Regions from separate parts of the Mus musculus genome. Here region 2 is linked to region 1. The links are chromatin loops, found by intact Hi-C in ENCODE. Cell type or tissue: left cerebral cortex. All regions are shown on one strand. Each heading gives the region's core, and the rest is flanking DNA. Links, peaks and the distances in the headings are about the cores only. Region 1 has its middle 15 kb from the start of Vamp9. Region 2 overlaps A930011G23Rik (RIKEN cDNA A930011G23 gene).

Region 1 (16,655 bases), core at 4,346-12,345:
GACCACATCCTGGGATTCTTGCCACATACATTCCTATTCCGCGTGGCTCAGCCTTAGTTGCTCACTACCAAGCAAGAACCATGCAACCATGGCACAAAGACATACTAACTCACACCAGGAAAGGTCAACTCCATGAGAATGCCCCTCTGCAGATGTCCCCTCCCCAGGCTGCTCAGCCTCTGCTGCACGCCTTGCTGCCCACAGCCAGGACCATGCGCTCAGTCTTCATCCTTAGTTCTGTCAGGCATCAGTTATGTTGTATGACTAAATGTTTCCTGTGGAATTGCTATGTACATGTCTCTATTCGACCCAGATGGAAGACCCACAATAGACAAAAGTACAGAAACCTCCAAAGTCCAACTTGGCGGACCAATGACCTTTATTGGGGTTACTATAGAAATGTGGGTGAGGACTTAGTTACAGGAGCAGAAATGACTCATGCACAGCTGCATCACCAAAGCCCAACCCAGCATGGGTGACAGCTCTCAAAGCTGGGAACCTGGAGCACACTGCACAGCCTGCAGGCAGTGGAAGAGGTTGGAGAGGATCCTTCCAGGTACCTCGGTTGGTCTAAACCTCTTCCAGGCAGCTTGGCTGGCTTCTGCCTTTTCCAGGGAGCTGATCCACTCTTGAGAGTCTTCTTTTCAGCTTGGCTTGTCTGAGAGGGATTCTCAGCTTTGACTGCTTACTCTTGGCAGGAGGGCCTAGTGAATCTGGTCAGTTTCAGGGACTTCCTGAAGGTATTTTGAGATCTTTTCACCTTCCTGTTTAAGGAGCTTCCCTGCAAGATGGACTGTTTTCATCTGAGAGCAAACTGTTACACAATAATAGTTCATATTGAAACTTAATATTTAAAAGTTTATTTGGTATCACTTTGACAATATAATGTTCAACCTGTATGATATAATGTAGATTACAGCATGTATTGAAGCTCTCCTTAGGAACAGAACCAATTTATCAAATCAGCTTATGCAGTAGGAACTGGGTAGTCCAACAATGGCTGACCACAAACCAGAAAGGCTTAGAACCTATAGCTCTTCCGTCTACAGGCTGGGTGTCTCAATAGGGCCGCTCTCATGCTGAAGGCCTAAATGATTCCTGGAGAGTTAGTAGCCTCTAGTCCATAATGGGTGTGCAAAAAAGCTGAATTCCATTGTCAGTGAAGGATAGTGGTGGTGGCCGCTGCAACAGAGTAGATGCACCCACCAGCCAGGAGCAAAAGAACAGCAGGCAAAAGTATCACTGCTTTTCCCTTGGGGCCCTCTATGTCTGGGTCACTGTCCAAGGTGCTGCCAGATGAGGGAGGGACAAGCCATTCCCTCAGCTAATCCTTCCTAGAAATACTTTCACAAAATCCACTGGAGGCATCCCTTGATTCCAGGTCCAATCAAGCCAAGAATCGAAATTAGCTATCCCACGGCATATTGGAAATGCTTATGTACTGCAGCAGCTACAATAAAACCTGTAACTCATTCTGTAGGACATAGCATATGTCCGGATAACTAAAAGATTGGGTCCCTATACATATACTATTTTCACACAAAAGCAAACTCACAAGAGAATTAAAAATACTAAGTAGCATGCAAACCATTTAGTATGATAAATGGCTGGTATATTAAATGGCTTCCATGCTACTTAGCATCCAGCATATAAGTAATATTATACGAGTGAGCAAAAATCTACTTACACTGGCTTTCTTCTGCTCTTAATACACCAACTTATTGTAGCCAACTAATATAAGAGCCAATTGTATAAATGTGTGATATCATACTAAGTATTATGACTTATCTTCCTACTGTAAGCAATTTTTCAAAGCACTTAGTAAAATATGATTGGTCCTTTAAGTGAATGGCTGAGAGCCCCAGTTGGTAATGGACACTCTGCGTCACACGGTGTGAGAGTGACACCCACATGGACTGGAGGAAGCACTGGTGTTGTCTCTTACTCTGAGAGAGTCATAGGAACCATGTGAACCTGTGCCAAGGGTTTGGTGGGGCATCAGGGGTGACAGGGGACAGGAATCAGAGCATTCCTAAGACATGAGACACATGGCAGATGACCCCACATGAAATATGAATTGCCCTTCCTGTTAGTAGAGAAAATCTGCACCAAAAGAACAGCCCATGCCGTGGAACTAACCCGTAAGGTGAAAATGGCCCAATCTGGTGAAATCTGTGCTAAGTCAGGGAAGAAAACACAAACCCTGAGCATTCCCTGTCTGCTGCTTAGCCCTGGAGAGTAGCCTAAATTTTTAATGCCTGTTCTAAAATATTCATCATCACTAAAACTTAAAATAGACCAAGCTGGTGGTAATTGCAGCTGCCTGACACAACGGTCCTCTCTACCCCCATGTCCCACAGTCTAAAGCAGTGGTTCTCACCCTTCCTAATGCTGCAATCCTTTAATACAGTTCCTCATGTTGTGGTGACCCCAAATCATAGAATTATTTTCATTGCTACTTCACAACTGTCATTTTGCTACTGTTAATAATTGTAAATATTTGAGGGAGATAAAGGTTTGCCCTGGTTGAGAACCACTGGTCTAATGAACCAGGCTATGAGAATCTGTTTCATTATTTGCTAGGTTAGATGTAGGCTTTTCTCTATCATAGTTTCCTGTATACCTCTCTCTCATCTTCCCTCTCCTGTCAAATTAGAGACAGGTACAGAGGACGTGTGTCCACATACATTTGTCTCATAATTCCTTCTAATTAACTGGGCACTGAGTATTACAGAGCAGAGAAACTAAACATGGAAAAGGTGTTTGACAACCAGCTCATTGGGCAGACAGGCCTGTGCCCACAGGACAGTTAAGAAAGAAGTTAGCACACAGGGCCCTCGTGGCAGTGTGAGGCCTTGGTGGCTTTGCTGAGTCCTGAGACATTATAGCTTTGTGATGTCTGTGAGATAGCTGAGGCTCTAGCAGGTCTGAATTATGTAAACCTGGTAATTGGGTTTTTTTAATTAGTAAAGCAATCAAGAAGAGATAGATGCAAAGAGACAAACATGTCTGTCTGGGAAACGTGAAGGCAAATATTGCAAGATCTCTGTTGAGCCAGAGGTACTAGGGAAATATTAACAGGAAGCTTTTCAGACCTGAGCAATCCTTCATAGGACACGTAAGTGACAGACAGAATTGTACGAGTGAAAAGACTAAGGTTACCCTGGGAGTGGGCAGTTGTTCTCATGTGTATTCTCCCCTGAAAGAAAGCACAAAGGGGTGAAGATGGTTAGTCCAGCCTGGGCTCCTTCCAGCAGCCTGGTGTGACCATGGTAGGCATGGGCCATGGTGCTGCCTTTGTGCTTGTAGGAGGTGGGAAGTCTGCTCCAGCAGCAGTCATGTCAGGCCAGAAGGTGACCCTCCTGCCACTCTGCCTGACCTTGCCTGAGCAGTGAAAGCCAACCCCATGAAAACCATTATGGGTGGAGAGATGCCGAGGTCCCATGGCGGCAACAGTACCCCAGGTAAAGAGCCTGCATGTCTCACAAAAGATGCCTATAGAGTACGGAGGACTAGATGAAATGGTATCTTCTATCAGAGCCAGCCTCCCCCACTGCCCTTTTGACAAGACAACTGGTATAAGGAATGGATCTTTCTGTGGTGTGTTGGACTAATCCCCTTCATATTCCCTTAGTTTCCTAAGACCAGTTAAGGCACTTGCTTAGAACAGATGGTGGTAACCTTTAGAGAGCCTGCTCCCCATCTGTAAAAGTGTTTCATTATCTAATACTAACCCTTGAGTGTCTTAGAGATGTGGAAAAACATCTGCAAAAACAGTAAAAACTGTAATCAAAGAGTCTGAACGAAGGCACCATGTGATGGCGGAAAGAGGCACTTTCAGGAGCTACAAGGTTGTTGAATGGGAATTCCATTACCACAGGTAGGCTATGCTGGGATTTATTGGCCATAAGACCTTTGGCTTGGTGGATGACATTATACTCTGTTGTGGAAAGTGAAAAGATTAAACTGGATCTGAGCTTGAAGTTCCCTCCTGTGTGGTTTCCAAGGTGGTGGGACACGCTGTGGAGGCTGCTGGGAAACAATTCTCATCAACAATCCTGGACTCTGTGCTATACTATCAACGGGCCAGACAAGGGGTGCTCACTAGCAAATCAGGAGCGTAGCCTCTGTAGGTATAACCAACTGCTTTGGGACTGGATTTAAAGCCCCAGGACAAAATTCATGTCTGGTATTATAAGCCAATGCAAAATCTCATAGCTTGGAGGGTCATGAGCCCAGTGGAACACAAACGGCTATTGTTTTCCTAAATAGATACAGTGTGCCTGTCAAAGAGCATTCTGAGCATTTTTATTTATGCCTACAGTGTATTCCTGTCAGCCTTGGTCATGGACATAAGCTTCCTCTTTCCAGTGGGTGGTGGTTACAGCAGAGACTCATAGCTGCTCACAGCACTGAGAAGTGACAGTTGCTATGGCCCAGTGGCCCAATGCTCAGCCACAGTGGAAGACAATAATCATACATCTACACCTCTCTTCCAACATTCCCAGAGAACAGCAGGGAAGAGGCTGAAAGAATGCCAGAGTTGCCAGGAAGGGCAAAGTGCTATGTAGCTCTTTCCTCCAAATTGAAATATACCCTCTTCTGGGAGGTAGGGAGGTTATTAGGACTGAAGAAGATAACAAAATGTATAATATTTGGGTCATTGTAAATATAATCAAGTTAGGATGAGATCATATTGAATCAGGATGGCCCACAATCCATCTTAATACCCAGAAAATGCCATTTGACTACAGAGGCAGAGACTGGACAGAAACATCCATAAATCAACTCATCTTATTATGAACCCAATAAAACCCAGTTCTAACCACTGTCAGAAGAGAAAATAAATCACAGCCCAGTTCCAAATACTACCAGTATCTACTACCAAATTCTAGAACAATACAGATAAGAAGAAAACATCATCAAGTTGGATTAAATCCCAGCAGTGAAACACTGTCTTAACATTAGAAAATTAAAAATATTATTCACATTAAAGATTAAAGATTAGTGTAGTGGCGCACGCCTTTAATCCCAGCACCCAGGAGGCAGAGGCAGGCAGATTTCTGAGTTAGAGGCCAGCCTGATCTACAGAGTGAGTTACAGGATAGCCAGGGCTACACAGAGAAGCCCTGTCTCAAAAAAACAAAACAAAACAAAACAAAAAAAAAAAGATTAAAGATTAACAGAACTATATAAGCATCTCAACAGAATCAAAAAAAAAAAGTATTTGATAAAGCTTACACTAACAACTCTTAGCAGGCCAGACATTCTTAATCTAACACAGAATAACCTTTAAACCCTCTAGCAAACACTGTAGCCTCATAAAACACTATAACAATCATTTAAGACAAGACTGTCTACCATCTGCAACCATATTCATCATTGGTCAGACACCCTAAACAGATGGGAGATGGATGGATGGATGGATGGATGGATGGATGGATGGATGAATGGATGGACAATAGTTAGATAATAGATGACAGAGATATATGATAGGTAGGTAGGTAGGTAGGTAGGTAGGTAGATAGATAATAGAGGCATATGATATAGATGATGGTGATAAACAGACAGACAGATAGATGATAGATAAAATGCTTTAGAATCAAAAGGAAGAAATAGTCCATTCAGAGATCATATGACTACATTAAGAATAAAAACGAGTTGAGTGCTATGACAGACCCCTTTTATCCCAGAACTCAGGAGATGGAGGCAGACATATATCACTGAGTTCAAGGCCATCCTGGTCTACACAGTGAGTTTCAGGCCAACCAGAACTACATGATGAGATACTGTCTCATAAATGAATGAATGAATGAATGAATGAATGAATGAATGGAAATAAAGCATTAGATGGTAAGAGATTCTTAGATGAATAATATAAAATCAAGGTATAAGAATCTACTGCATTTCCATTAACTACTAACAGAAAGACAGGAAATATTTAATAAGTAAGGTCTGTGGAGATGGCTCAGTTAGTAAATGTCTGTGGTGCAAGCAGGAAGAGCTGAGATTTCATTCTCAGCACCTACACAGAATGGAGTGGGCAGGCAAGGAGACACAGCTGAGAATCTCAGCACTGGAGGGGCGGAGATGGAAGGATCCTGGGGCTTGCTGGCCAATTAGTCTAGCCACACTGGTAAACTGCAGGTTCAATGTGAGATAAATAATAGAGGTCATGGAATACCATACACGAAATTCAGGGGGGTGGAACCTTGCTGGGGATAAGGAAATGAGATTAGTAAGACAGCCTTGTTGCCGTGTTCTTATGCCAAGCTTTTCGAGAACCAGGGGTCCCAATTATTCCCTCTTATTTACAGATATTAGGCTGTAATACAAACTTTCTATAGAACTCAAACTGTTAATATCTCTACAAAGATGCCTAGGACCAAACATAATCCAGAGTTGGTTCCTTAGTGACACAATGACATCTTCAAGAGCTAAGATCCTCTCTGGTCTCACATTTATTCTGCAATCCTCATGATATCAGCGAGTTCAGAGGTACTGAATCAGAGATGTGCAGTTAGGGATCAGCAGACTATGTTAAAAGAGCCTTCTGATGTCCACTGAAATTTAGGAACCATAGCTCAGGGCTAGATACTCTTGACAGATGTGTGTGTGTGTGTGTGTGTGTGTGTGTGTGTCTGTGTCTGTGTGTGTCTGTGTGTCTGTGTGTGTGTGTGTCTGTGTGTGTCTGTGTGTCTGTGTGTGTCTGTGTGTGTCTGTGTGTGTGTGTGTCTGTGTGTGTGTCTGTGTGTGTGTCTGTGTGTGTGTCTGTGTCTGTGTGTGTCTGTGTGTGTGTGTGTGTGTCTGTGTGTGTGTCTGTGTCTGTGTCTGTGTCTGTGTGTGTGTGTGTGTGTGTCTGTGTGTGTGTGTGTGTGTGTGTGTGTGTAAAATACAGGGACCAGAGAAGGGTTGAGGGCCACTGAGGAAGCCAAATGTGAACCCATTCAGGAGGATAGGAGAGTGCCATAGATCAGAAAGGCCTTTTCAAAAATAGCAAGAAAATGAGACAGAGAAGTCACAGTAGCCCAAAGCCACTTAACTGATTAGGACTCATTTGTTGCAGATGAAGTAAAAATTCATTTTCCCAAATGTCAATCTAATAAATATGAAAAAAGCCAACTCCTTCTTTTCCAATTACAAATATGCCTACAGGGTAATTGTAATTTTAAAGAGCCTTGGTGTGAACAATACAACTAATTCCCTTATGGTTGTTCTTCAGACTTAGATTAACTGAGACTCGACATAACCCACACCATAATTCCTCTTTACTGTGGTTATTGCTTTTCTCAAAAAAAAAAAAAAAAAAAATTTACCAACAGTATCTAAGGTCATACTTTTAACTACTGCTTTGGGAGTTTTCCAAGGTAAATAAGAAATGAATACCAAAAGACAGAAAGTAAGTAATTTAAAGGTAAGTAACAGACTATGGCAAGTATTTGCAACATGTAAACTAGAAATGGAGTTAATATTTATAGTAGATAAAGAACTCCTATTAGTAAAATAAAGACAAGTAAACCCAACCCAACCAAGAGCTGAGTGGGACATTCATTCATGCTATTGTTAATTATTTGTAATTTGATATTATTTGTATACTGGCTCCACACTTCTCAGTAGTATGGCCTGGAACAATCCAACTTCTCATTTTCCCACCAAGGATAAACAGATAAAACAGAACCTATTTCATAGGAGCTTTGTAAATACCAAGGAATAACATATATAAAACACAAGACAGTGCAAGCCTGCCTACAAGGCAGGGCGCTGACCCCCAGTGTGACCTCAGCTCTGTTTTCTGTGCCCTATCTGACCACATGACACTAATTCAATATGTACTTGGAATCTCTTCTCTCTAAGTTCTTAGGGTGAGTTCCTGATCTTAAGGCCATTTATAGGAATTTTTCTGTGGTCTCTATTTCAAGCTACTCTTCTTTCTAGTCATGTTTCTTCCGAATCTTGCTTCCCTCAGCCCCAGGAAAAGAAAAACTAAAGTTGGATCTTATGAACAACTATATTTAATATTATGGAATATTTATGAAATATTATCAAATAATAATAAATGCACAGTTTTTGTCAATGAAGGAAGCAAATAAAAATTTTTCTAAAAGTTCCATTGGGGGGGGAGGGCTAGAGAGATGGCATAGTGGTTAAGAGCACTGACTGCTCTTCCAAAAGTCCTGAGTTCAATTCCCAGCAACCACATGGTGATTCACAACCATCTGTAATGCAATCTGATGCCCTCTTCTGGTATCTGAAGCCAGCAACAGTGTACTCACATATATAAAATAGATAAACCTCTTTAGAAGAAGGAGGAGGAGGAAGAGAAAAGTAAGGAAGGTGGGAAGGAGGGAGGGAGGGAGGGAGGGAAGGAAGGAAGGGAGGGAGGGAGGGAGGGAGGGAGGGAGGGAGGGAGGGAGGGAGGGAGGGAGGAAGGAAGGGAGGAAGGAAGAAAGGAAGGAAGGAAAGAAAAGAAAAGAACCTTTTTAAAAAGTTCCTCTTTTTTTAACAATTAAAGTCAAAGAGGATTAATCAAAGTCTTAGTATCAAAGAACATTCTAGAAAAAGATGGTCGGGCCACATGCCACATGGCTGTCCTACAGCAGGTTTAATGCCCCATTCTGTAAGGAGACTGAAATCAGAGGAGGTAAGATAACTTACTCCCTTCCCAGGTTAGAAAGGGGCAGCATCACTGCTGTCTCGCATCAAAGGGATGAGAAAATGAACACACCCAATGCTTGCGTATGATGTGGCAAGGTGAAACTAACCAGGAACTTCTTACCCACAACAGCCTGTCATGTGCAGCTTGAATACAAAAGCAGAACATAGGGATAACTTTTCAATCGGCAAGTCAAGAAAAAGAAAAAGTCATTTTGGGCACAAGAAAACAAAAGTTTCAACAAGCTAATCTCAGAACCGAACACATGCTCAAGACAACCCCACCGATCTGATGTGCAAGCAGCTAGAGGCAGCTCTGGAGAGAGGGCCACAGGGAAAGGAGTTACACTAGCTCCTGGTCGGCTCCTCAGCACTGGATAGACCAAATCTCCACCAAATCCCACATCCCCCCTCCATAGTCATGCTAACTCTGGAAGGTTTCTTACTATTTTAAACATACGCAGTGGTGCCTTCAAACCAAAGATAAAGTTACGGTTCTCTTCACGGCTCCTGTTTGTAAACTGAGCCTGACCTGAGATAGCCTGGTTGGTTTGAAGCAGTACACTCCCACACTCACTTGCTTTAGCAGGTTTTGGCCTTAGCTAGAATGAACAGCAGTTTTCAAGCCATGCATTGAGTAAGAGCGCCCTCATCAGGCCCCAGCTAACATGCTGGTATGTTAGCAGCCTAAACTGCCTCTTGCCTCCCACAATAGGAAAGTTACATAATTGATAAGCAAAAACTGCAGAAATATATGCCAGCTTTCCAAAAACTTTCTCCAAAGCCATATGACCCAAATTCTCATTTAATAAAGGCAAGGCGGTTTTTGTGAAAGTAGAGAAAATACTAAGGTTTAAAACTGTATTTGTTTAACCCCATCTGTGATCCTGAACACATCTCTTAAGCATATTTTACTCATCATCGTTAAGATGGGATGACCTTTAGTAAGTCCCCCTTTTCAGAATTATATCATTTTAAAGTTCACTTTTTATTACATCTTATTTAGTGGGGATGGTTGATCTTTGAAACCTTTAAGCCCACCCTTAGTAATCGACCTCCTCCAACAAGGCCATATCTACTTCAACAAAGCCACACCTCACAATCCTTCCCCAACAGTTCCCCCAACTAGGAAGTATATATTCAAACATACACCCATGGCTGCATTCTCATTCAAATGAGTATACTGAACAAGTTTTAAGTACAATTTCAAAGCTGTTGGTTCCTGCCAAGGCATGTGTGCCACCATTGTACCTTTAGGGAAATCACGCCATGCTGGTCATTGCTTTCGTTCATAGGCATCAGACCTCAGGGAGGAAGCCTTTAGGTCAGATCCAGTTCAGAGCCTCTAAGTCCTGTATCCAAAGTATATGGTCTCTTCAGCAATCTGGATAGGCCCCACCTCCCAATGTGCTGTCAGCTGTCATCTAAGCCTTTAGCTCATGGATCTATGAGGGATGCTATTCCAAAACATAGCAAGCCCCTTATCAAAGTTTTGATCTCTGTTTATTTTCTGAGAGACAAAAAGAATATGAATTCAGATGGGAGGTAGAGGTAGGGAGGATCTAGGAGGAGTTAGGGGAGAGTAAACCATATCAGAATATATTGTATTGTGGTGATTTTAATGAAAATGACCCCCATAGGCTCATAGAGAGGGGCACTATTAGGAAATATGGCCTTGTTGGAATAGGTGTGGCCTTGTTGGAGGAAGTAGATCACTTCAGGGGTGGGCTTTGAGGTCTCATATGCTCAAGCTAGGCCTAACGTGGCATTCATTCCAACTGTCTGTGGATCAAGATGTAGAACTCTCAGCTCCTTCTCCAGCACCATGTCTGCCTGCATGCTGCCATGCTTCCCTCCATAATGTACTAAACCTCTAAACTGTAAGCCAGCCCCAGTTAAACATTTTTCCTTTTAAGAGTTGTCATGGTCATGGGGTCTCTTCACAACAATAGAAACCCTAACTAAGACACCACACAAGCCCTACAAAATACAGACTCTTCTAAACAGCTCATGGAACTCTCTCCAAAGCAGATCACATAATAGGATGTAAAACAAGCCTTAACATGTATGTGACATTATTTCTTCTATTCAAAGAGGCACCAAAAAGATTCCTCATCATGATCTAGTAGGGCTCACTCCAGCAATGTAGATACACAAATCGCTAAGTGTAATAATGTGTCATATAGATAAAGTCAAGGACACACACTCCATTCCTATTCAATGCATGCTTGAAGCCTTAACTGGAGCCCAGGATGAGAGAAGCTAACGAAGGAGAAATAGGAAAGAAGTTGTTTTATGGATGTTATTTTTGAAGAAGGCGGGCAGTTGGAAAGGGTGGGTCCGGGAGGAGTTAGGAGGAAGTGCAGGGGATGGATGTGATCAAATACACTGCATGAAGTGCTCAAAGAATCTAAACACTACAGTACATTTTTTTAAAACTCTTTTTTTAAAAACTGGAAATAGATCTGCCATATGACTCAGCTATACAACTTTTGAGTATTTAGCCAAAGAGTATTAGCCAACGTATTTAGCCAAGTCAGCATGTCACAGAAGTGCCTGTGACACACTGCACTGTATTGTAGCACCCTTCACAATAGCCACTTTATGGAACAAAACTAGGTATCTAATGGCAGAGAAATGTATAAAGTAAATTCAGCTTACATTATACAACACAGTCTTTTTTAAATTCTTTGTAAATTTTATAAATGCATACAATGTATTTTATTCATATTTACCCCCATTGGCTCTCCCCAGGAGTCAACCCTCTCCAACATGGCTCCCTTTCAATTTCCTGTCTTTTTTTTTTCAATTATAGACCACTAAATCAAATTAATGCTGTCCTCAATTGAATCATTTTACTCCTAAAGGAGAATGATGCTATGTCATTTGCAGCCAGTGTCTACAACTGGAGATAATCATTTTAGGTGAATTAAATCAATCTCCAGAAAGACAAATATTAGATGTTTTCACTCATTTCTTGTTTCTGGGTTATATATAAAACCATACGCATGGCAAGAAAACAGAAGTAAATCAAGCATGGCCAACCTTCTGACACTGCAACAGGGCCTTGTCATCTTCAGAACTCATGCTCAAGAACCATGCAATCGAATTACAAAAGAAAGGACAAAAAGTCTCATGCTTCAGGTAAGTTGGCCACTTTGTGATGGGCTGTATTTCTAGCTGTCTTCAGCTGCTTCAGCCACACATGGCCCATGGCACACAGGTTGAATACACCTGGTAGGGGACAAAGGAAACTGTGAGAGGGAGAAAAGATGGAAAGGAAAATATGGGGGAAATATGCTTAACATAAATTTGTCTTTATACAAAGCTTCCCTTATATAACATGTAAGTGAACATGCACAATGGGAACCTAAATAATATTTTTAATCATATTTAATCATATTTAATCATATTTAAAGTCTACGTCATTCATTTTTCTCCTTTAACTCTGAACCACTCAGGGTTTCAGACATGAAACTACTCAAGGAATTTTTAATCAGAAAAAGATTTAATGAGAATTGTGCTCTTACTGGAGTCACTGGAGCAAGCTCTAGGAGGTCTTTTAAAACCATAGTAGACTTTACAGAGCTAGTAAATCTATAGACTGAGAAGTAGTTGTCCACAGGAGAGGGTCACCAAGGAAGTGGAGAGGAGCTTTATAGAGTAAACAATTTTAGCTATTCATTAATGGATTGTCTACTATAAGAGAGGTCTAAGTACTTACAATGGGCTACATTATTCAAATCCTACAGTTGGTTCTTCCTAGTCCTTCAGATGAAATTTGTCAACACAGCTTTAATTCAGAAGTGCAATGTCAAACTGTCAGAAATAAACATAGAGTTTTCATTTTGGCTCAGAGAAGTGCTCAGGCATGAAGCCTGGGAGAGCAAGTCCTTGACGCCCCTACATTCCACTAGAAGAGTGATAGAAGCACACACTGTGCTGCCCTGCAGGTTAGGACTTCCCAGTTAGCTTCTTATTTGAAATATACTAATCTAAAATAAACAATAGCTTTGTTGTCAAATGACAATATTTAAATATAATGATAGTTACACTCTTCACAACTATTTAAATCTATGGTGTAAAAGGTTTAATGTCAAGCCAACAGTATGTGGTATAGGCTTGATCGTTTGCTTATTTGTTTTCAAATACATAGAGAGGACGTTCAGGCAAAAACGTTTGATGATCACTGACCTTAAGAAGAGAGCCATCTGGTTTCTGCAAGCACCTCAATTGTGAACACAACCCTCCCCAGTCAGAACTGCCCTGATAGGTAACTGTTAATATTTGTAAAAATAAGGAATACTAAGGCACACAGTGTTTCTGCTCATGAGCTATGCTCTATTACACAGGCTTATAGAAGTAAATGCCCAGATACAATTATTATGGATATACAAGTAAAAGGTACATGCATACTTATTATCTATAATTTACTAGACTCCACATATATTATCCTATTAATTCTCCATAAGTACACTCTGAGATAAAAAGGAAAACAGTACCAGGTAATACATTCAAAAAGATCTATCACACAAACCTAAGACTGTTTATCACTGAAGCCTACACGATGTTCCTCCTACCCAGGCATCTTCATCTTCATCTTCCTTATACCTCAGGTCCATGCTTACATGCAGGTGTTTGAGTGTGTAGCAGGAAAGCACTCTGGAGCCCACTTTGGAACACTCCTAACAGTTGGTAGTACTTAGATTCCCTGCAGCCGTCATTTGACAAATACACTGAAATAACGTAACAAGCAGTGTGCACTAGAACCACTCAAAACCCATGCCAGCCTGCAGATGGGCGCAAGGTCACTGTGTCTCCAGCAAGGTATTAGCTCTGCCTAGATCTGTAAGAGTAGTGTCTTTCCAAACCCAAGAAATAATGAGCCTGCCCAACCACCTCACTTCTGACAAAAAGAATCAAATATGTATCAAAAGATGGCCTAGTCGGCCATCACTGGAAAGAGAGGCCCATTGGTCAGGCAAACGTTATATGCCCCAGTACAGGGGAATGCCAGGGCCAAAAAATGGGAATGGGTGGGTAGGGGAGTGGGGGGGGGAGGGGGGGACTTTTGGGATAGCATTGGAAATGTAATTGAAGAAAATACGTAATTTTAAAAAAAAAGAATCAAAAGACTAAATTAACGTCCTGCCAATGTCACAGTGGTCACATGATCAGTTAGTGCCTGAGCCCAAACAGAATCTCCAGTATCGTAACCAGTGACTGACAGGCTTGCAGATAGAGAGATACACTCTAGGCAGCTTCTTACACATGTCCCCAGCACTGGACAAGCATTCCCATATGCTTTCAGATATGCAGCTGGAGGTTCAGAGTAAATCCAGGCTTGGTTCTGGTCTCATCTCTTGTCTTCAGACTTTACCCACTGCTAGTATTTGCTAATGCATCTATCTCAAACTGCACACAAGTCACTGGGAATCCTCCTAGCTAAACTACAGTCTGACTCCGCCAGTCAGGGAAGAAGGCTAAGATTCTGCCTCATTTTAACAAGCTCCCAAGTGGTATAGTGTTGACAACAGACCACACTTCCAGGTTATCTGGCTTAAGCCTCAAAAGCCTGGACTTGTGCACTCTAAGGAGTAAGGCAGCAGGATCCTCTGACCTGTTGGGATGGAGTCCTCCCCAGGCCTCGGTGCAACAGTAACAAAGAAAACTACTCCAGAGACACAACTGCCTTAGATCTGCCTTTTCTCTTCTACTTAGCCTTATGCTGCTACCTATTGGACTACTAAGACACATGCTGCATTTTTCTCATGTAAGAATTCATGAGATTCTAATCCTCTTGGTTCATTACTCTCTATGTTGCTTTTGAAACAGAACTCTACCACCAAGCGGACAGTACAAACTCAATTTATATAATGTTCATCTCCTTCCAAGTCCATCCTCCAAACTCACCATTAGAAAGGCTATTAATTTCAATCTAGTATACAGCCCCAGCCAAACGCACTCCAAGAACATAGAATACCTCAAGAGATAAGCTATATTGAAGAATCTTTTTCTAAGCAGGGCATGGTGTTTCATGCCTTCAATCCCTGCACCCAGAAGCAGGAGGATTTCTAAGTTTACCAGACTAATCTACATAGTGAGCTCTAGGACAGCCAGGACCACACAAGGACCCTGTCCCCCACCCCAAAAATAGCAGGAGGCTGGCAAGGTGGCTCAGAGGTTTAGAGCACTGCTTGCTCTCCCAGAAGGTTCAATTCCTGGCACCCATAGGACAGTTCACGCCTGACTGTAACTCAAGTTCCAGGGGATCCAACATCCTCACACGTACATACATGCAGGCAAAACACCAATACACATAAAATAAAAATAAATTAATTTTTAAAAAGAAACTCCTGTTGAAAGAAAGAAGAGGAAGGAAGGAAGGAAGGAAGGAAGGAAGGAAGGAAGGAAGGAAGGAAGGAAGGAAGGGAGGGAGGGAGGGAGGGAGGGAGGGAGGGAGGGAGGAAGGAAGGAAGGAAGAGAGGGAGGAAGGAAGAGAGGGAGGAAGGAAGAGAGGGAGGCAAGGCAAGACAAGGAGAAACAGGCGAGGCAAAAAAGTAGCAGGAGTCCTCCACTCTGTGTCCACAGTGATGAGGTCACAGGTGCACACCACCACGCCTGGCTTTTGGTCTGCTCAGCTTAGGATCTGAACTCAGACCCCCAGAATTTCACAGCAAGAGCTTGACCCACCAACCTACTCCCCAGTCACCCCTTGGGTTTTATGCTTTCAGCTCTGGGATTTCTCTGTGTTTTCTTTTTATATGTTTTTGTACTATCCTCTATTTGGTGAGATACTATAGCACATTAATCCTCAGCACAGGGCTGTTTTAAAGTGGAGTGTTTGTCTAATAAACCAAACATCTGGGTGCCATAAGGACAGTTCCTATTGGCTGTTTTCTTCTCTTTAAAAAGATAATGCTCTCATTTCTAGGTGTGCTTCAGTTATTTTCAAAGACTAGACATTAAAAATAAAGTAATCTGTGGCTGGAGAGATGGCTTGGAGGTGAAGAGCTCTTACTGCTCTTGCAGAAGACCTGAGTTCATGTCCCAGCATCTAAAGTTCTACACACACACACACACACACACACACACACACACACACACACACACACACTTTAAAAATAAAGTTAAAATAATGTGAAAACGCTTGCACTCAGATCCCCGGCTCCATGTGCAGGACTTAGTGCCTTTTGTGAAGTCATTCTGTAAGACCTATACTCCTTGTCTCCGTGTCCTCTTTAGAAGTGCAGAGATCTTAAGTGAAGCCAGAGGTGAGGCTTCAGGATTATGTCCGCCCTTTTCTCAGCAGACTCTCTGTCCATCTGTCCACACAAGCAGCGACAGTGCCAGAAATAGGACAGCACTGTCCAAGAACACGTCCAGCACACAGAGCTCAGGCTACAGCTGCCCTTCTTCAGTTTCTTGTTCATCTGGTGTTTGCCACATTGATGGCTTCCACAAAGTAAAAATACTTGCCTACAACAACAATGGCCATTGGACAATGGTCTCCTCCCCATTTCTAGCACTGAATTAGAAATGCATCAAGCTTATATAGTGTGTTTTGCCTGGGTTGCTTTGTGCTTGGTTTGCTTTTGAGACAGGGTCTTCTTATGTCACCTGAGTTGACTCTGAACTTCCTGCCTCAGCCTCCCGTGTACTGGCATCACATGTGTGACATGTGTGTGCAGAGAGAGAGTTTCAGACTCACTCTTCATCATCTGGTGGCTGACAGGCTTCCCTGAAGCTTGTCATTGTTGTTTCTAATAGTGGCTGGAAAGTACTGGGAGGAACTAGAACAAATCAGAATGCCACAGAGTTCACTCTTCATAGAGACGCAGCCAATTTTTTCTTGAATAAAATATCCCTGAGATACTAAAAGCCAGAGAGGAAGGAAGACAAAGAAATCTGTTCCATAATTTAGTAAACATTTACATTTATATGGTAACAAATTTATCCCCATACAATATTAATTAACATCTTAGTATCACAAATAGATAGGA
Region 2 (16,655 bases), core at 3,508-11,507, 510 kb before region 1:
CAGAGATACATGTTGACAGAAATTCAGAATATTTCTGCTTTATCTGTTAAGGGATCTTTCTAGAACGTAGGTCAGAGTATAAGACTCCAAACCCATCTCCTACAAAACAGTGCAGGGAAATCTCGGATTTATTTTATTTTATTTTATTTTTAAATTTCAGTGTGGCAGAATTTCCAAAGTTCTTGACTGTTGCTCAGAAGCCACGGAAGAGCTCCCCACTGACTTTTTTTTAGTTTTTTAAAACAAATATCATAAACCCCAAGCCACACTGTTCAATGTGATTGTCATAAGCCCCAGTAGTTTTCCGATTACTATTACTATACCGTTACTTGTGGTCCTTATTACCTTTTCTCCACATATCTGCCTGGGAAGATGCTGAAGGGTTCCCACCCATCCTGTTCAAATTCTCAAGGAAGCACTGACCACTGCACAGGAAAGCAGAATAAGTGTCTCCCTACCGCAGGTCCCACCCCACCGTACTATTAGAGAACATGTTACTGTATTCCACTGGAAGTGTGGGCTACCAAGGACAAGACTTGAGCAGAACTTTTCTTGTGTCTTTCAGCACCTAGCTCCGGTCTTCCACAGTGTAGATGTGCTTTGTTCTCCTAAGGAAACTTTTCTTTAACCAACTGAAACCTTTCATGTCTTTATGAATTTCCACAATATACTCTTAGGTCTGTCTCCAATCCCACCTCCCCTTTCTCACTGCAGGAATTTATCACCCTCTCTTGGTATTGTTAGAAAGGACATCAAGAGACTTGTTAATGAAAAAAAGACCCAAACATATCAGCACACCCCATAAAATAAAAATGAACTTTAACAATAAATCAGCAAATATTGACACATCTCCATCCCCTGCTGTTCCTTAATTGGCTGTGTTTCTTGAGGTAAAGAAAGATTGTTTTTTTCCAGTGGTTTGGAATTTTTCCTCCTGCTGCTACTAATTACCTTCCCTTCACCCTACTAGGCCAGACAACGTGCTCTCTGCCAGGGTGGCCCTGCCTGTAAATACGGTTTGTGTTATTTACACACATCTCACAGAGTATTTTGAGACTAATTGTGTAGATTTCTGCTGCCCAGAAAGACAAAGCATAATTGCTTAGACGGAGGCTCTGCAATTTCCCCTCATGAGAAATCATGCCAAACTCCAACTTCAGGGGCTGGAGAGAAGGGGTAGTGCTCGGATTCCAAGGGACGTGGCTTGATGTCCATTAGGAGTTAACAGAGACCAGCAACTCATTTCACAGGTCATGTTCCAGCCATCAAAGTGTAATTACCGTCAAACCTCACTGGCGCAAGTCCCGACCATATTGTTGGCGAATGTGTGAATGTCAGTTCTATAGGATCCTAAAGCATCATGGTACAACTTCCAGAGATAAAAAGACATTCAGTAGCACTAGAGAAAAGGCCCAGATGTATCAACTTCAGACAGAAACTGTTGTTACTCTCATTATTCTTCTTAATGAAGCTAACACTTGCTGTGTTGATGATTGGGAAACATGACTGGGCTTGGAAGAAGTCAATCTGTTGGAAGCAGTAGATGAATCTGAAGAACTCTGCCCTTCTGTCTGAGGCTCCTTCGGTTGCTATAGCAACGTAGGAACTGGCTTTCTTAGGGGCTTGAGCAGCCTGGTTTGCTGCAGGCCAAACATTCCCTTGCTACCTTTGCACTGGGTATGCTTGAGACTAAGACAACAGAGCATTCTGGAAACACAGATTTCTTACCTATGAATTGATTGTTGGGTGGGAAAATATGACTCTGGCTTCCATGAGTTCACAGGCAACGTGTATACTAGTGACGGACATGGAGCAACAACTCAAAGGCCTCCTCTTCTCTCTCTCATTACCTCTCTCATTTCAGGCTTTTCTCAGAGTTTCCTTGTCTCTTCAGTGGTCAAGTGCTTAGATAGCTGCTCTTAACAGTTGTTGCCCGGACCCCCTCCAACTCACTGATTGCTGAATATGGGAATGGGAATGCTTAAGACGGACGGAATAAAGAGAGGAACGGAGAGATGTTTATGCTCCAGCTCCGCCCCCACCTGCCCAGGCGGAACTGACTGTCCTCCAGACCCCTCCAAAGTGAAAGCAATTATCACCTCTTCTCTTCCCAGGATAAACTCAGTGCTCCCAAGGAGCTGTGAAGGTCAGCAGTCCCCAAGGGGGTTTTGCGGCACCTACTGGCTCGAACTTTCTGAGAGGGCTTCTCCAGGAGAGCAAAGCGTGAAAGGGCTTCAGCTGGGGTTGTGAACTTTCACGTTTGTCCTGGAGTCGGAAATATACGAGTGGCTCTTTGTACCAAGAAATGACCCTGGGTTTTGAAGGAGGACAGGGATCATCTGGGGTTTCCCAGCTGGGTGAACAGGGGATGTGCTCACATTTGCTTAAGAGTTGTCACTGGATCTTAAACTTCCCTCTGAAACCAGAACCTTGTTTTAAAACTTTGTTTAAGACATGGCTATTTAAGGCCATTGGCTTCCCCCCCCCCCCGCCCCCTCCCCTCATCCTCTTCTCAACACCTCCAGGCTGGGTGGAAACCTTACAAGCTTACTTTGCCATAGAAGCAGATTCATTCAAGGGTTACCGTTCCTGTAACTTCACCCTGATACTTTTGGTTTTTTAAATCAGGAGCAAGCAGGTAGAGTGTCAGTGCTCATAAGGAACTGCCAGGAGAGCATCTTAGTGTAGTTGCCCCTCACATCGCGCCAGAGCCACGGAGCACACAGCTCTCTGGTACCTGTGACATTTCCAACACTCTGGAGGAAGAGCAGGGAGCCAGCACCTGCATCCAGATATGAAAGATAACTGCTGCTCGATCTGCCCCTCCCTCCCTCCCTCCCTGCCAAGCCAGCTGCTGTCACTTCCTTGGAAAGGTCAAGCACACAGATACAGTGAGGTGTCCTTGGGGAAGGAGGAGGGGAGGGTGGAGGGACGCTGCGTGTTGACTCACTGGGGCTTGACTAGACGCCCTCCTGTTTGCTCCACGCGAGTAGAGTCTGGCTGAACTCGAGTGAACTGTGTGCTCCCTGCAACATCGCCTCCTCCCTATTTGGTTATTATTATCACGGGCTTCCGAGCAGACAGGGGAGGGGAGTCAACGTAGAGAACATCCTGACTTTTAGGTTTCCCAGGCCCGACCCTGTCAAACCTGTCCAGTCTATGCATTTTTTTTTTCCCTGTATCTCCCTTGGTCCTCGTTTCTCTGAAACAAAAAGCTACATATAAATGTCCATTTTACAGTGAATTTTGAAGTGCCCTTGGCCTTCTACCATGCTTTGTGGATGTCCTCAATGCCTGCACCTACCACAAAGCTGCCATCACATAGAACATTAAAATAGGCCTTGCTGAAAGAGATGTCAGCAACAGGGCTCGCTCCCGTGTGTGAGCTTCCTGCCAGCCTTGATCCAAATGCACACGTGTGTAAGAGAGCGCACTACAGTGGGGTAGATCCTTGTACCTACGTCCCATCCCGTGCTGCGCGTTCCCAGCGTTTTTGTTTTGTTTTGTTTTGTTTTGTTTTGTTTTTTGCGCCTGGATTGTTAACACGTAGTAACTATATGATACCCTATGAACGGCTGCTCCTCCAGAACCAAAGACGCAGGATCTGGAGGACGAAGGGCAACAACAGGATATCCAAGAGGAGTTCCTGTGAGGATCCAGTATTGATAGTGTGGCAGAGGCCTCAAACCAGACCAATGACTCACTGAGGGGAACATTTGCAAGCAAAGCACTGGGCAAAAGGGTATACTGTGAGACACACCCTGGCTTCCATGGAGAGATTGTTTTGTTTTGTTTTGTTTTGTTTTATTTTGTTTGGTGGGGGGAGGTTGCAAGGGGGGAGGAAAGATATGGAGGGTTGAAGAGATGAGTAGGATTGGGGTGCATGATGGGAAATTCACAAAGAATAAATAAAAGTTCAAAAAAATAGTGTAGCCTGTGCTTTGATATCTTCAGGTATATATATATATATATATATATATATATATATATATATATATATATATCGTTTCCTTCCCTGTAATTAAAACTGCTCTTTTCTATCTGTGTTTTGAATAATTTCTTTAAGCTATATTCCCCAAAGTAGAACTCTTGGACCAAAGACATAAACATGTTTACAGCTCTTGCTATTTATTATTAGCTTATAACTTTTCACAAGGGCTTGATCGATTTACAGAGCTGTCTCTAATATACGAGAGGTATGTGCATATCTATTATGACATACATACATCATCTCTTTTTTTTTAAGTAGCAAAACCACACACAAATACATAATACCATAATTATTCTCACGTTTACAGATGAAGACACTGTGGGCCTCAGAGGTTAAGTAACTCAGTGTCAGATGACCAATGTCCTCTTTTATGGCTTCCTTGGTTTCAAGTGCTTTTTTTTTACCCAGTATGTCCCTGGTCTCAATGAGTAACTGCTGACTGTGTCTCTGGCCTATAATTGCCTAAGCGTGTGCTACAGTGGAAATGATGATCATAGAAGCTTGAGACCAAACTCCAACTTCAACATATTAGTAAGTCAAGTAATGAGTGAGTGACTGGACCTCCTTAAGCCTCAGTTTCCCCAAATGTAAAATAGTATATACATCACACAGGGCCTCACTTGGAGGATTTAAACTGAATCTCAGCCTCACAAATAAACCAACACTCAAAATAAAGCTCCTATGGGCTCATGCTAATCAAACAGGCTTTGCTGTGACTCTCCCTTGTCACCTTTCGGGGTTTAATAGCAGCTGCATAGGAGTTTTCATTATGATTTAATACATAGATTTCCCCCTATGCTGTCAATCATTAATGATTTTCTAGGTAATGTGATTTACTTCTGTGCTAAGTTTAGTGAGAATTTTTACATATCTATTTATAAGCTGCATAATATAGCAGCTTATTAAAATGTCTAAGTAAAATTTATAAAAATGATAAAAGTTGTGAAAGTTACAAATGAGTTATTCAGGCATTTACTAATATTTTATGTAGATATGTTTACTTCAAAATTTTAAAATATTCAATACACTCATCACAGTTTTAAATATAAATCTATTAGAACTTATACAAAGCCTATACAATAAACAAATATTTAAAATTATTTTTTAAGAGTAATAAAACATGAGTTAACCAGTACATGGACAAGTCTACAACAGCCAATTCTACTAGAATAAGTATGTCTGTCTCTGGGGACCTCCCAAGGGAGAAACATACAACACAGTGAAAAGCATACTGCCCTGAGAAAAGCCCTTCTGCCCTGAGAGGCTGGCTTTGAAAACCGGCTTTGATGCTTGGTTGATATGAAACCTCTTTGGGGTTTCATTGTATATAATGTTTTTCAGGAGGTCCAATAAGGCAAGATGCCTGAAGCAATAAACAATCCCTGATATATCCCAAAAGAGGGGCATACAAATTACACAGCTCTTCAGAATGTCAAAATGAAGCATGTGTTAGTTAAATCACAGGCCATTTATTTCAGCATGAACTCAAATTCTCTAGGAGTGCAGAAAAGCAAAAGGAGAAATGAAAATGGGAAGTTGTCTGTTCAAGCATGAGAGCGTAGCACGCGGGAAGAAACAATTCTGTCTCGTTGCCATAGGTCACCAGGGTTCAGCTTCATCCTCAACAAGATGCCAGCAGAGTGATGCTAACAAGCCCAGGTCTGGATTGCTCAACAGTGCTTCCAGGGGAGGGAAGAGGAAAATGGAGGGAGGGATGCTGTCACCTGTATCTTTAGGTGGCAATGACTTGCGGAAATGCAGGGCCATGGGGAAGGCTATGAAGAAGACCTGTGCTTGAGCTGCATCACCTCCAGAGTCCAATCACTCCAAAGCCCCCAAATCGCCTCATTTCTATGCTTCGAAGCTGGGACTATTATCTTTATGAAAAGAAGAGATTTTTTTGTTGTTGTTGTTACACGTATGAATAGAGGAGAGACTGTAAAACATCAGGGACAATCAGGAACAAGCTGCCCTCAGAAGGAATCGACCCAGCCCGTAACTCATGGTCAGTCAGACCTTGAGATTTATCAGACTACCCTCTCCCCCACACATACAAGGGGTGAAGGGCAGTTGGAGTGGGAACGGCCATTGTCAGGTTTCTAGGTGGTCAGACAGTAAGGGAAACAAGACAGACCCTGGGCAGGATCCTAAGAGAGGAAACACATGAAAAGAGTATAGCCAGGTGCTCTGTTTGGGGAGAGACCAACAATAGCAGTAAATGGCACACAGAACACCCACCACTCTCTTAGATGCAACATTTTATGCACATAAATGTCGTGCATTTGAATGGATTTAACTCATTTCCTTCACTCAACCTTCAGCCACAGCTAAAATTTCCTCTTGTCTCTCCAGTACCCATTATGCTCATTTATAGTTTATTTTATCCTGGTTCCTTCTCCTTCCCTTCTCATCGCCCCACCCCAGGCTCCACCATCGCCTGCATGAAGGACTTTAATTTAAGACACTATACTTTTCCAGGCTTTAAATGTTCCCATGCTCGAAGTGGAGGTGCTGATGACGCCCATGGAACAAGGTCATTGGTGCATGCAGTGCAGCAAGCCAGGCTCTGCAAGGATATGGGGGAAAGAAACTCGAGCCTGGAGGGTTAGGAGAACCCCAAAAGCAAGCGTCGAAGGAGCGGCGACCTGCACTTCCAGCCCTCTGCATTCTTCTGACTCTGTTCCTTGGTTTGTAGAAGATCCTGTGTCATTGCTCTGTGCAGATCTGTTCTCTACAGCATGCCGGATCTTTTTAAAAATAAAGTGAGTTGTGATCCTCCCACGATGGCGTTCTATTTTCTTCCTGCTCAAACCAAACACTTCAGAAGTCTCCTACTTGCTCCAATGCAGACTCAAGCCTCGTCTTGATCCACAGCCCCTTCTTGACTGAGTTCTTCCTGTCATTCCCAACTCTTACCGCATGTTACTCTCCTTCCTTTACTGTCCTTCCACAGAGCCTTTGTGGTCTTCACTCATCCGGAAGCCAAGCCAAACCAACCTTCCTCAACCTCCCAGCACCCACCCCTCACGTCCCTCAGTGGATCCACTTTCCATTCAATATGTAAGGTGACTGTAGTTTCTACCTGAGGCTACTCATATCCTTCTGTGGTCCCGACTTGCAGTGCAAGTGCAGTGCAAGTGGCTGCTACTCACATTCCATTTACATAGATTCTTGGATGCAGGAAGTAGGGAAAGACAGACAGCTCTGTACACAGCATCATGAAGGATGCCTTAATTGTCCTCCTGTGCATTAGGCAAAAGCCTGCTCAGGATTACTATGTAATTTCTAAGGAATTTAAGAGTTAACATCAGTTCCACATAATACAGGCCTCCCCTGGGCTCCCTAAAAAGTTCTTTTGTGTCTAGGATTAAGTGGGCTCAGTTGGTTGATACAGGCTGAATAAGGGCACAATGCCTAGGCTCAGCCCAGCCAATCCTTCCAGAAGGGTCCTGATTACTTCCTGCAGCTTGGATGCCTTTTCTTCTTCCAGTGCTTGGTGACTCTGGGAGACAGCACCTTGCAGCCACCCTAGCAGTTAAGACATTTGAAACAAACCCAATATCTTTTACTAGAAGTAATTAAGGAAAAAAAATCAACAAAAACTAAATGTTGGATACATTATAGAAATGTAATCAGAAATAAAGATGTGGCTCTGGTAAAAATTCCCCAAGTAGGGATTCAACAGTATTTCAAAAATCCTTACACTGTAGATAAGTGTATTTTTCCCCCTGTATACTTTGATTTATTCAGGCAGGGGGCTTTTAAAGAGGGAGAGGTTCACTATCTCTTTAGCTACCAGAACAGAATGCCTTTGATCTCAGGCATCCTACTTTGTGGACACAGTAGCCAGGCTTCCTGGGAGGTCAGAGCTGGGCACCATCACTCTTGTCCTTGACTAAGGTTAATGACATCCTCAGACTTTGTTGTATGTTGCTTTGATGAACCAGAGATCCCCCGCCTTTGGTGGCAGAGAAAGCCCTCAAAGCTCTGGAATTTATCTCCACTTCAGTAAAGTTTTTTTTTAGGTTTTTAGGGTTAGACTGTGTTGTCTCATTGGAATTAATTTTGACATGTTTTGGCATAGCAGAGCAATTGTTCAGTAGACAGTGGCACTTTCTGAGCTTGGTGGCTAACAATTATAAAATCTTAGGTAACAGCAGCAACTCATGCCCATAAAATATTTTGTGTCCCTAAATCATTACCAAGTCAGAAGGACACTAGAACACAAGGGATCAACACTCGACTCCTTCCTGAAAGATGCCCAGTTTTCATGGTATGCACGCAATTCAGATGATTCGATTTGCAACTAACTTTTAGCTTATTTCTTTTTTAGATACTGAATGGGAGTGGCCGTATCCGATACTGCCTTGATTTAACAGGTAAGGATGCTACAGGATCTAAGACTGATGTGCTCAGACGATGCTTGGTTGGTGAGTATAAGAGCTGTTTCTGACTTGCTAGCTATTTTTCAGTGTTTGACTGGCATGAGGCGGTCCTGATCTATGACCCGTGGTAAACGCTTCAGGGTCACTTTATTCAGATGCAGAGGGCCCCTTCCTTGGATGGCATTTCCCTCAGTTCTTAAGTCTCTATGGTTCCAAAATGGATCACACAAGAAGGAGATGTGAGAAACTGACTAGATTTGATACCGAGAGGTCATCTTTGCCTGTCACGTCACATCAAAAGACAGCCCTGGAGTCCACTCACACATCAGTAGTTAGGGTCAATCTCTAAGAAAAAGGCTTTTCTTAGCTTGGTGGGAAATGCAGAACAGAGCAATGAGAAGAGGGAAAATATTTTCCCTATCTAGCTTATTTAATTACATTGTTTCACAAGCCAGCCCCTCTCTAAAAATTACTATTGTGCAAATGCTTCCAGCATCGTTTGCTGCCTGCTGCTTACAATTTAGCATAAATTTGCCAGATGCAAATCATGTAATTAATCAGCCTTGAGGTGACGTGATAGCCGTGCCCTCGGAATCACAGCAGAAGTCAGAGCAAAGCCTCTGCTCTTCTTGGGTGGTTGTCACGTTTGCAACTTGGGCTGATGTGAAGATGTATCCGCCACACTCGGACCAGTTGCTGTGCCCCGGAGTTCACTGCAGCCTTCAGAATGGGGACAGCTGAGATCTTGACAAATTCCAGCATGAGAAGCTGAGCATCTCCAAGCATTTCGTAGTTTGCCTCAGCTGCGTGCAAGAAAGCATGTTCCCATCCCACGCTGGGCAAGGCCTCCTGCACTGGAGGAGACAGTTGTTATACCACCAGGAAAATGAGCAACCCCACAATACTGTTCAGAGGGCTCCAGTCTGCAGTATCCAGGACAGGCAGTAAGCTTTCCTTCAGCGTCCCTGCACTATAATGAATCATCTTCAAGATGACTTCTGCATTGTGGAAATGTCTGTTAAAGACGGTGAGAATTGTGCTCTCGATGGGAAACAGTAATTGAGCCCTGAAAAGGTTTTTTTTGTTGTTGTTGTTGTTGTTTATTCTAATTCAGCTGTGAAACTCAGAGAATGGGCCTCCACTGCTGATTACAAATCTTGGCATTTAGGTGTTTTTCTAGCAAAAGGCATCTTCGTTGTGCACTTAGTTCCTCTGAGCCTAATGACTTGTTCCTCACTGTGCAGTTTCAACAGCCTTTCTTGACCTAAACTTTCAAGAGATAGTTAAAAATGCAAGCAAGATGCTATGTTTCTCTTAGTGTATCATTTATCATCTCTTTCTGATTTTGGACTGTATCCTTCCATGATTACTGTTGCAAATAAACGGGAGGAAGAAGAGACAGGCAAGGGGTAAGCCACCTCAGCCTAGCATTACTTCTGCTCTCTCCCTGGACTCTACTTGACCTGGCCTGAAACCAGGGGTTTTGAGTACCCGCCACCAGTCACTGCAGGTGCAGTGGGAAGCCTGCTGATAGAATTCACAGGAAGGAAGAGACATTTTAGTGACCTTTGGGCAGGAAACACCCTCTGCTCTTTGACTGACAGCTTTGAGCTTTGGCCTGGGAAGCCTGTTGGTTTTGGCTGAAATTTAATATCTGGTTAATGCCGGTTTTGTCACCAAGAAGTCTGCTTGATACGTAAACCTGTCAAAGGTTGAGAAAAGTCCACTTCCCTGGGTACTTCCAGGATGCCCCCACACCTACGTGGATCCATTTTGTGACGATTTGAGGGAAACTGCTGTTGTGTACACCAAGTATTTGCTTTTCGTAATCTATACTGTCGGCACGTCGGCCATGTGTCCAGTGTTCGTGTCCTGACCTGGAAGGTCTGGGGTGCACCCTGAGAAGGACTGTGACTTGGAAACAAGTTACGCCCAGAGCAGCTGCAAGCTGTGCTCATTTGCTTTCCGTCCTCTAAGTTCAGTGTGTGGGTGGAAGGGAGGGTGTGCAAATAAAGTGACTGGAAAGATTTTGGTTTAACATTTAACTGCTCAACAGTGATTATCTCCGAGCGTTTCTCCATGGGGACTGAAACCCTTGCTGCTGGCTCATCCCCAGCGTCCCCCGCTCTGCCTTGCACAGAGTAGGTGACGATGAATGCATTTGTCAGGGCTTGCTGAGTTGCAGATTATATGCATATTTCATATTTTATAAAGTTATTTTACAAGGAGGAGCATATGTTTTAACAGTGGAAGGTGGTATCTTGCCGATGCTTCATATGCGACTCCTATCATTTGCATGAATCGGATATCAGCGAGTCCATCCAGAAATGGAAATCTTATACATTTGGGAGGAACGGAAGATGTACAGTTGGCTGTTCACCCAAACATTTCCAGGGTGGATCAGGGTGATTTAGGAAAACTGGGCCTGACACTGTGGCCAAGGCCTCCTGCCAAGTTTGAGTGCTTGTGGTCAGTGGTGAGCTGATACAATAAAATTCCCTTCATAGTAAGAGAAAAGGACACACTCCATTGTCTTCCAAGGCGGTGACCTTCTCCTGCTTACTGGTGACGGAGAGGTCAGGCCACTGTGGACATCTCTGCCTAGAGAGATGCATTCTGCTGGAGCAGCTTCAGGTTTAAAGAAGACAGACAGACAGACAGGTATTGGCCTGGATACAGACTTCACAGCAGGCCAGAGACCTGAATGAATCACTCGAGTGGGCCAGCGACCACTTCCAGCCTACTGCTCCTTCTTCCCTGTAATTTGCTCAAAGACAAAGCAACGCTTCAAGTGTTACTCATACACGCTCAATAGGAGTCTAGTCGTCATCATTATCCGATTCTAACTCTTCTGCAAGCTTTGCTAAATCCAACTTCACCTAATGTGTCATTGTCACATTCTCCAGGAACTTGCTGCAGTATGGACAGATGCTGGCTCCACAGCACTGGTCGCTGGCTGTGAGTGAGGCAGGCCTGCGACTACAGCAGCTCATCCTTTCCTTACTGGATACAATAGAGGACCTCTCAGCCTCCTTGGATGGCATAACGGCCTTGGCAAAGAGGCTGAATCCTATGGCTGCCCTTGCCTTTTCTCTTACAGCAGCAAGCTCTGACATACCATGCTGAGCCAACAGTGTCAGAGGGTGCCAACAGTGTCACCCTAGGTTTCTGAATGTTCCCTGCCAAGTTGAGCCACTTAGATTTTAGGGGATCACAGGCTACTGGGGCACAGAGCAGCCTTCCCTGACTAACACATTGGTAAACATGTTGAAGATGTAATGTACTTACTCAAGATAAAAGAGGCCACACCCAGAATCCAGAAACACACTCACGCTCAAGAGTGAGCTCAGAGAATGCGCACTTTAGGATTCAGGATCGCGGCCCCTCTTCTTTCCTGTGCAAGTAACTTATACAAATGACAGGACTCATTTATTTAGTGCTTTAGTCAGGGTTACCTTTGCTGTGATGAGACACCATGACCAAAAGAAAGTTGGGGAGGGAAGGATTTATTTGGCTTACGCTTCTATATCACTGTTCATCACTGAAAGGATGTCAGGACAAGAAGCCAGGCAGGAGCAAATGCAGAGGCTGTGGAGGGGTGGTGCTTACTGGCTTGTTCTTCATGGCTTGCTCAGCTTGCTTTCTTATAGAACCTAGGACCACCAGGCCAGGGGTGGCCCCACCCACAATGGCCTGGAACCTCCTCCCTCAATCACCAATTAAGAAAATGCCCTACAGGCTTGCCTACAGCTGAATCTTACGGAGACATTTTCTTGATTGAGGCTTCCTCCTGTCCAGTGACTCTCTAGCTTGTGTCAAGTTGACATGACACTATACTGATAAACATTTGGCAAGTTGCCATGGAGCAAGGTACCTTTTAGATGTTGTAAATTTAACACTGGACAAAAATCAAAACAGAAAAAATTCTCTGCACTCATGGGTCATAGACTCAATGGATCTTGGATAAATAAAATAAGATAAAATAAAGCAAATAGGTAAGGTGGGAAAGAAATTGGATTTCAGAAAATGAAAAGCATGACGGGCAGTGGTGGTGCACTCCTTCAATCCCAGCACTTGGCAGCAGAAGCAGAAGCAGGTTCAATGCCAGCCTGGGCTACAGAGTGAGTTCCAGGACAACCAGGGCTACACCCCCCCCCCACACACACACCAAGCAAAACAAAACAAAAACAAAAAACAAAATTAAAAACAAAGCAAACAAACAAAACAGCAAGTGAGAAGCTCTAGGGGAGGGAACTACCATCATCTCTGACATTGCCTGGACCCCAGGAGCCTTCAGTGAATAAGGGCCACATCATGAGAGCACACTGCCATCTGTAAGCTTGAAGTTTCCCTCCAGTTCTGTCTTAGCCCCGTCTAACATACTTTCTGTATGCCTGTGGCCCTGAGAACTTTCCCCGACTTTGTCCATTGCCCAAGAAAATAGGAATGAGAGGTTTTGACATCAGTGAAGAAGTAGGTCTGTCTCCGTCAGAGATTTTCCTTACGACTCTCCACAGAACAACAGACATGCTTGTTCGTCTTCTCTGACTTTTGACTCTTGCCCACCGCCTTCTCCTACTCCACTCCAGTCTTTGCTGGGTTCCATTTTTCCCTCACAAGCTAGTCTTGACTCTTGGTGCTTAACGCTGGCTGGCCTTTAAGCTTCTCAGGTGACTCTCAATTCCTCTTCAGTGACACATCTTGTTCCCCAAATTAGAGATGTCAGATACCTCACCCTCCCCATCATTTGTAGGGGCCTTTTCCACCTTTAGCCCTTGGGCACTTGGAAAGCTACATTGTAAGCCTATAATCCCTCTTCATGTCTCCTCTCCTCCTGGCTTTAGGTAATTAAGCTAATGGTGGACAACTGAGCTACACTAATCCTTTAGTTTATGGGTATTTAAAAAAAAAAAAAAAAAAAGACGAGCCGGGAAGGCTGTTTTCTGTCTCCTAAATGTGAATTAATTCATGCAGACAGAGCACACGAGTTAATGGTTTGAACCAGAGCTGAAAAGCCACCATGTAGCACTGTTCTCAGATGCACGGCAAGCCAAAGTTTTGAGGCAGTAGAAAGTCTAAGTAGACAGACAAGGTTATGTAGCAAAGCAGGAAAAACAGAGCCGACATCGGAGACGGCCCAGAAAGGGAGAAAAGTCACAGAAGACAAACAAGTGTGCTTGTTGTTCTGTGGAGTCCAGTGAGACAGCTTTGTGGTGCTCACCCTCGAAAGGCTGCCAAACCAAACATGAGTTCTCAAGTGACTCTGACAAGCCTCCTCCTCTTCTTTGTAAGTAGAAAAGCCTGGTCAAAAGACCAGCCCTAACTAGCTCTTTTTCCTTCTGCACGGGCTCTAACCATTTTGCTTCCTTGACCATGTGAGGAAGACATGAATTTGTTCCCAACTCCCCAAAATCAGAAGACAAGACTAAAGCATGATTTCCAAAAAGATAAGAAGATGGCAACAGAGACTCTAAGTGTAAAACGCGTCTTGAGAATGACAACCCAATCAGCAGCTAGAGCTGGGATGTGCCCCGGCTGCCCATGTTGCTAAGATTCTACTTATCGGTGTGCACAGGCTAGCCCTATGGCTATGCCTCAGAGTTCCTGCTTAGGGCTTAAGTGTGATGTGAGTCTTAGCACCCTGACATGAAATCTGCCCGTTTTCCCGGTACTTGGTACCCTGCTTTGCTTGGCAGTGAACCTCCCCAGGAACTCAACCTTTGCTGACATTTTTCTTCCTCCTCAATTTCCAATGACTAGCATTCTTCCTAGAAAAAAACACTCCAAATGCTTCTATGAGGTGAGGCAAATATTAACTGAGCAGCGAGGGAGTTCCTAGCACAGGGCCTTTGTACTTCCTAGTGGCTTTGCCTGTAGAGCTTTGTTGTAGCTGTTCATTCATCCATCCATCTGACTATAATGGGGGACAAAGGAAACAGAGAGGGCAATGACCTTTCCTGTAGCGTTTCCTCCCACCCCTCCTTCACATCTCTGTTCAGCTGCCTATCACAGATGTACTATGGGTTGATGGCGTACAAAATGACACTCATATAACCATCTCAGTTTACCCCTTTATTATAGCCCTGATACAACCTGACAGATCTTCCTCTTGCAATCTGCAAGCATTAGCCTTATGGTTTCCTGTCTTCCCAGTGGAAGAAGAGCTCAGAGGAGGAAGGAGAGAGAGGAAGAGGGAAAAAGAGGAAGGCAAGAAAGGGAGAGAAGGATGGAGGGAGGCAGACAGACAGACAGAGAGAGAGAGAGAGAGAGAGAGAGAGAGAGACTATTATTCTGGTGCCTGTAACATAGTAGGTGTTCAATAAATATTTGTTGTAAATCCAGGGAAGGACGACTAGAGGAAAAAAAATACCTCTGACTCTCAAAGAGTTTTCTCATGTGTATGTAGAGAAAAGGCATTCTAAGTACAAAGAAGATGATTAGCTAAAGAGACAAAGTAAGAAACTCTGCAGTGTATGAGCCACAGACATATGAGTAGTGTGCTACAGTACAATATACCTGAATACAGTGCGGGGCACAGAGCAAGCGCAGGTAAGTCTGCACAGATGGCTAGACTGTGCAGTGTTGAATGCCAAGGTAAGGAGCATGGGTTTCATTCAATAGGAAGAATGGGTGCCCTCTGGGAAGCTTGAAGCACGGATTTTGACTCTGTAGGCAAAAGTATAAGGTAGAATCCCATACAGCTGAATTAATGTAGTCTCTCGGTCTCTCTCTCTCTCTCTCTCTCTCTCTCTCTCTCTCTCTCTCTCTCTCACACACACACACACACACACACACACACACACACACACTTTCAGCTATTAAAACTAAAAAACTAATTTATTAATTTCTTTAAATGAACAATTGCGGCAGTAATAAAAGTTCCAAATGGGATGATTTTAAGTAGGGGAGATTGTCTTTAGTGAGAACCAGGCCAGTCTTTAAAAGAGCTTGTGCCCTTCATGAGAAGGAGCTAGGGAAAGGGTGGGGAGAGGGGGTAGGTGGGTAGGGAGAGAGAGAGAGGCTGTGAGCTAAGGCATGTGTGACGAGGAGTCTCCGTCAGTGGGCCTGGGAGGGTGGATGTGAGAACGTTGAGCACTGAGCAGGTCCCCTGACAGCCAGGAAACAGGGACCCAAGTCCTGTAAAGGGAAGGGGCTGCTAATAACCAGGATGAGCCTGGGACATCCCCCCAAGTTCCAGGTGAGAACCCAGCCAGCTGATACCAAGATCTCAGCCTGGTGAGATGCTGAGTGAGCAGAGAGTCCACCTACCTGACGCCCACAGGAAAGTGAATAGATAGATGGTGCTAAATTGTTTTTGCCATTTGGGGGTAATTTGTTATATATACATATACATATACATATACATATACATATACATATACATATACATATACATATACATATATATATATATATATATATATATATATATATAGAGAGAGAGAGAGAGAGAGAGAGAGAGAGAGAGAGAGAGAGTTCAAGCAACTGCCAGACTTCAGCAAATAGTTTGCAGAAGGTTAAAACCAGATGCAGGAAACTGGGACATCACTGCAGTCATCCAGACAAGACAAGGCACAAGAGCCCAGAATCCCAAGATCTCATATATCTGAAATCACAGGTCCTCCCCTGCAGAGCTGAGTATACCATTGATTTAAAGAACTCAGGATCTTGGGGTGGGGAAGCAGTTTCCCTTACAGAGGGCCAACAGGAAGACAGACTAGCTCCTCCATAATCCAGTGAGTCTACTTCCAGGTCTTGTATTATGAGGTACTAGGTAGCAGCAGGTCTTCCTTCCATCGTGCCCCTTGAGTTAGGAAGATTGGTTGTATACCTTGCCAGCAGCTTCCTTTTGATTAAACAAATGCAGTCTCAGTCACAGTGACCCGTGACAATGGCTTAGGGCATTTGATGTGCAGCCTAGCCTCTCAGTGGTTCTCATCCATCCAGGTCTTGGTGGTACTTCTGTTCCTGTTGTAACCCTTCTCCTAGTGAAGCTGTGTACAGCCATGCTTAAAGCACAGCCTGAGCTCAGAGCTATAGGACTTGAGATATAACCAACCCTTCTCTCTCGTCAGTCTTTGCACTGTGTGAGAAAGCTGATATGTTCTCCCATGTTCCTTCTTCTAATTACTAATAAGCTAACTATTACCACCACCACCACCATCATTCAAAATTCAGTTGCAAACAGGTTTTTATGTAATATTTCAGTAGTTGATGAGGAAACTCCTGCTTAAAAAAATTTTTAGCAGGCTAACTTAATTGCCTTAAATAGTGAAGGC

The links. Hi-C counts contacts between places; a loop is a spot of excess contacts. Peaks named below come from ENCODE experiments on the same cell type or tissue, not always from the same donor. Only the 100,000 strongest peaks of a DNase experiment are listed, where the experiment ranks them.
Region 2: it touches region 1 in a loop (4-fold over the local background); 2 of 42 quality-filtered maps call a loop at or near these places.

Annotation. Positions count from the first base shown.
Region 1 is chr5:99,882,966-99,899,620 of GRCm38, forward strand. No RefSeq gene overlaps it. Among named protein-coding and RNA genes, the nearest start is that of Vamp9, 15 kb to the right of the region's middle. In left cerebral cortex, for the core only: a CTCF peak has its summit at 9,298 (motif pointing left); DNase peaks (open chromatin) are centred at 6,062 and 9,292.
Region 2 is chr5:99,377,416-99,394,070 of GRCm38, forward strand. All of the region lies in intron 2 of A930011G23Rik (RIKEN cDNA A930011G23 gene), which reads right to left. Gm35314 (a long non-coding RNA gene) reads left to right here. Exons shown (of 2, transcript XR_389389.4): 2 at 6,470-10,414. Among named protein-coding and RNA genes, the nearest start is that of Gm35314, 19 kb to the left of the region's middle. In left cerebral cortex, for the core only: a CTCF peak has its summit at 6,908; DNase peaks (open chromatin) are centred at 5,613, 6,489, 6,739, 7,270 and 3 more places; H3K27ac peaks cover 6,877 bases.